2 separate regions of the Homo sapiens genome follow, and region 2 is linked to region 1. Evidence: chromatin loops called from intact Hi-C (ENCODE). Cell type or tissue: Panc1. All regions are shown on one strand.

Region 1 (2,500 bases):
TGTGTGTGTGAGCGCCGACACGTGCGCACACACAAGCACACACACGCACACCCGCCACCCACAGGGGTGTGGACAGAAATGAATGACTGTGTGTGTCTGCAGCTTGGCCCCTTCCCCACCCCCCAAAGTAGCAGCGGCTGTGTGGGCCCCGCAGCAGCAAAAGTGAGGCCTTCTTCTTCCCCTCCCCCTCCGCAGCTCTCGCTCTGAGACCCCATCTCCTCCGGCGGTAGTTTGGCCACCCTCACTCACAAAGAGCCCCAGTGATCCCGTCAAGACATCTGGGGGAAGAGGAAAAAAAAAAAACAAAACAGCCCACCAGATGTGTGGCCGGGAACCTGCCCAGTAGCTCCTAGGCCATGGATGTGGGCGGCCACTGCACTCTGGGTCCCCATCCCCTGGGAGGCCCCAGCCCCGAGAGGCCCAAGCCCTTGGTGGAGAAACAGGGAGGTGACAACACCAGTGATGGCAAACGCCTCTCCCCCAAGCAGCCACTGGGATCCAGTGCAACGAGGTGGCACACACCCTTCCTGAAGGGGGAAGCGCAGGGAGGCGCAGGGCCTAGCCGAGCTGGCTGAGCACCCAGGGCCGGGACCTGGGCCTGGACAACCACCTGGAGAGGGAACCCCCACCCCCATCCCGCAAAGAAAAAGTAACAGTCGCAGAAGAGGCAGGCTCCGAGCGTGGTCCCGCCATAGGCACGTTGATTAGGACGGCAGCCCGCGTGAGGTATTGCGCTCTCCCCCCAGCACCCTGCTCAGGCCGAGCCCTCCTGCCCTCCCCTCCCTTGCCACACGAGTGGGCAGGGACACCCGTGGGTGGGGGTGGGGCAGGGGCCGGCCTGCCGGCCACGGGGCCCTAGGTGGGGGCCAGCTCGAAGGCGCCATCACTGGTGGGGGTGGTGAAGAAGGAGGGCGGGTTGGAGGCCGCAGATGCCTGCCCCCCACTGCCCTGCTCCTGCGAGTGGCGCTCCTCCAGCCGCAAGCTGCGCTCAAAGTCCAGCAACTGCCCCATGAAGTTGAAGTTGGGGGAGATGTTAGACTTCTTCCTCTTGACCAGGTCATAGGCATCGTTGAGAGAGAGGTGGAGCTTCTGCATGAGGTAGGCCACAGTGACGGTGACAGAACGGCTGACCCCCGCCAAGCAGTGGACGAGCACCCCGCAGTTCTGGGACAAGGCCTCATCTAGATGGGGCAGGAAAGGGCCCGGGAGACCCGGAGGGCAGGCGTGTGTGAGGCCGAGGCCTTCCGAAGGGCCCTCAAAGGCCCCGCCCTGCCCCCTGGGCCAGATGGCCACGACCTGCAGGTTTCTCTAGTGGCCTCTGGGGGCCGCCCTAGCTCTGCCTGTCCCCTAGAACTGTCACCTAGGCTTTTGGCTCTGGGAATGGCAGCGGGGCTTGGGAGGAGTACTCACAAGGGGGAGGCCAGAGCAGGCCTTGGGGAGGACAGGAGGGAAGGGTGGGTGGGGTGGACTCACCAATGAACTCAATGGCCTCCGGAAAGAACCGCGACAGGTTCTGGCTCCAGTGGTCGGAGATGGGGATCTGCTTGTAGTGAAAGTCACCATTCTTCTCGAAGAAGTTTGGGAGGTTGGGGGTGACATTGAGGATGTAGCGGATGCCCAGTTTGGCCAGGCTCTCCAAATTGGCGGAATCCCGGGCACTGCCCAGATAGAGGTTGGGCAGGATCTGGACAGGGAAGGATGCCCGCAGCCCCACTGGTGGGGGTGTGGCACCCTCCGAATCCAGGCCACAGCTCATGGAGTCGCGGTCAGCCTCGGATTCCGCATCAGAGCAGTCGGAGCCCAGGCACAGGCTGCCCAACCCCACCACGGGCACTGGACCGGGCACCGGCGCCATGCTGGAGCCGGCACGGCCAGCAAGGCTGGTCTCACACAGGTGAGGGCACTCGGCCTGGAATCTGCTGAAGCCTCCTGTTGGGGAGAGGGCATGGGGCCTGCTGACCTGGCCTTCTGGGCAGCCAAGTGCCTCTGTCTGGGGCTGGGGAGATGACCCTGGACAACTTGGAGGGTTTGCAAATGTTCCCAAAGGGAACACAAAACCCAGCAGCTTGGTGTGTCCTGGTACCCACGTGGGGCCCTAGCCACCCTCAGTCAGCTCGGGCTGCAAGAAGCTGGGCTCACGCTGAGCCACCGGAAAGGATCTTACACCCCTAGGGTCAAGCTGAGGCAGGTGTGAGGGCTCAACAGAGCCGAGATGCACTGCCAGCCTTAGGGAGGACTGCGGCCATCAGCTAAAGAAAAGGAGGAACTCAGATGTCAGCTCTCTGCCTGGGCATCTCCTGACTCTCAGGGATGAAGTGGGACCCCAAGATGTGGGGGAACTTGGGGGAGAATATGGCTCAAGAAGCCAGCATCTCTATTTACAGATACTATTTCCCCGGGCTGGACACCTGACACTTTATATGCTGTTCGGGAGGCTAAGGCAGGAGGATCGCTTGAGCCCAGGAGGCTTCAGTGAGCCGTGATTGCACCAGTGCTGTCT
Region 2 (2,500 bases), 110 kb after region 1:
TAGTGGAGACATGGGGAGGGCCACCAATCAGGGGAGGCTGGGATGGCACCAGATGCCAAAGACTAGGCCAGGGCTCTGTGCCTGTCAGGAAACACCTCTCTAGCTCCCAGCCTATGAATTCCCTGAGCAGGCTTGTCACCAACACCCCCCTCCCCAGCTCTGTAAGATGGGGCCAGCCGGTCCCAAAGACTGGCAGTGTCACACAGCCCAACCTGTGGGGGCAGGGACAGCCTGCAAAGAGGGTGGGCAGGGCCCGAGGGATTGGGGCATGAGCACGGCCAGTGCCGAGGAATCAGCAGTCTCCAGGGTGCCTGTGGCTGCTGGCAACAGGGAGCGGAGGCTTACTTTCCAGAAGTTTCTCGGGGAAGAAGCAGTGGGGAGGGAGCATGAGAGCTAATGGGAGATGCAAGTTCTTGGGTCCAGAGACCCAAAGAAGAAGAACGGTGTCACGCGAGGAGAGAGAGAGGCACGGGAATGGGAGTGGGTTCCTGGTGGGGAACAGGCGGGGAGAAGCCAAACCGGAGTCACGGTGCTGAGGGAGGGGACTGGGAAGTCTTCAAGCCTTTTCTGGGCTGCATGGCCTCGCAGGGGTCGGGGAGACACTGCCCACCCTGGGCTGCTCATCAGCTGCTCTCTGCAGGGTGCAGACAAGGCCACTGAGGCCGGAGGTGGAGAGGGCCCTGTAACCATGAGTCAGAGCTCTGGCCTGTGGCCCAGGTCAGGACAGAACCTACGCTGCCCGACAGGACCCGGTGAGCACAGGGCCCTCAGGACCCAGCAGCCTTGGTTCTAATGCAACTCCAGCACCAACTTTGATCCCTCAGCCAGGGCTCACAGCTTGTCTACATGGCGACTTGAATGACACCCAAAGCCACTCAGAAGCCCCCAAATTGGCTTTGCCTTCACAATCAGAGCCACCTGTCCCTATCCAATTCTGTCACTTGTCATCCTTGAGGACGCTTACTTCTCAGTCTTCCTTGGCCTGAAGGTACTGGAAGCTTACGTGCGTGACTGGCATCCGGGCCTGGACACCCACTCAGCCACCTTCTACCGGGGCAGGCATGTGGGATGACACCCTCCTCTGGCCCCACCCTTGGCCCCAGGATTCTCAGCCCCGGCTGATCCCGAGGAGCCCTCCCGGGCGCTCACCCGGCGCCCAGTGCTGTCGCGGCCGTGACCAGACCCACACTGACACCTGGTGGACAGACAGCAGCTTGCAGCTCCCAGCCCTGGGCAGCTGGGCTCACGCCTGCCATCTGCTGCAGGGACGGGATGACCAGAGAGCCCAGCCCCAGCCCATGGGGCACTCACAGTGGGTCTGGGAAGGCACACAAGACCCTCCAGATGACTGGAGAACAGGCGCATGCTAACCTTGGGGCTTCTGAGGAGGGGCAGGGGTAGCCCTGGCCGCAGTGGAACAGAAGCTGCCGCCCGCACAACCGTGGCTCATTCACCCCAGCTAGGCGACGGCCACATGGCGTCCTCCCCACCCAGAAGAGCCGCAGCTGTCCGTGCCTCTCTGCCCCTGGCTCAGGTTTCTTCAGGAGCCAAAGGCCTCTTGCTGAGGCCCGAGCCTGCCCCAATCGGGAGCCTGGGGTTAACGCACGACCTCAGCTCCTGGGTGGTGGGGAGGGGGCTGGGGACCAGGGACCCAACTGAGGGGTGTGCACCTCGCTCTGGACTGGGACTGTCTCCTGGAATTACAGGAGCTAAGCCAGGTGGGGACAGTACTAGGGAGTACAAGACCCCCCAAGTGACTTAAGAAGAAGCACGTGCTAACCGTGGGGCTTCTGCGGAGGGAGAGGAGCAGGGGAGGGCTCCCCAGACACCTGGGGTCTCCACTGCCCTTAGCCTGGAGCCTCCATGCGAGTCTCTCTCCTGCCTGCCCCTCCTCACATGCCCAGTTTGTCCCTGAGAGCAGCCGGGACCCCTGGCCCATTCCCCAGGAGCTCCCTCGCCCTCGCCAGCCTCTCCCTTGGCCTTGACCTGCCCTTGCAGCTGTAGCCTTGCTCGTTTCTCCTTAGCCTTCCTGTGGGCTCGGGGTCCCGACGGCTGCCCCACTGCAGCACCCATTGACGGGGAGGAGGAACACAGCTGCGGCCCCTCTGGCTCTGAGCACATGCTTCCCCAGCAGGCCCGAGGGCAGTCCAGGTCCAGGGCATGGGGGCAGGGGCTGGCCGGTTGGCATGGACACAGATGGGCGGCCTGCCCGGAGCAGAGGCCAGATGCCATCAGAATTGGATTAGGAGCATCTCGTGTCGGCTCCCAGCGAATCCGCCCCCTCCTTTCCAGAACTGCCTGTGGAGCCCAGAGGGGCACTGGGCGGGGCCAGGTTCCCGGGCGAACCCACCTCTGAGTTCAGCCTGAGACCCAGGTTTCCTGACAACAGCAGCGCGGTTTCCAGGATGGGTTCTGGAATCCTCTTGGAGTGCTCCCAAGACAGGGAGGGCAGTGGATTGATGAGTGTACCGCCAGAAGATAAAGTCCCCTTCCCGCAATG

What was found. Peaks named below come from ENCODE experiments on the same cell type or tissue, not always from the same donor. Only the 100,000 strongest peaks of a DNase experiment are listed, where the experiment ranks them.
Region 2: it touches region 1 in a loop (4-fold over the local background); 11 of 110 quality-filtered maps call a loop at or near these places.

What each region holds. Positions count from the first base shown.
Region 1 is chrX:153,648,661-153,651,160 of GRCh38, reverse strand. It overlaps DUSP9 (dual specificity phosphatase 9), which reads right to left. Exons shown (of 4, transcript NM_001318503.2): 3 at 1,474-1,929; 4 at 1-1,181. The coding sequence ends at 856. Among named protein-coding and RNA genes, the nearest start is that of DUSP9, 2.7 kb to the right of the region's middle. In Panc1, CTCF peaks have their summits at 1,112 and 1,314; no DNase peak of the experiment used is centred here.
Region 2 is chrX:153,538,364-153,540,863 of GRCh38, reverse strand. All of the region lies in intron 3 of ATP2B3 (ATPase plasma membrane Ca2+ transporting 3), which reads right to left. Among named protein-coding and RNA genes, the nearest start is that of ATP2B3, 22 kb to the right of the region's middle. In Panc1, no CTCF peak of the experiment used is centred here; a DNase peak (open chromatin) is centred at 1,223.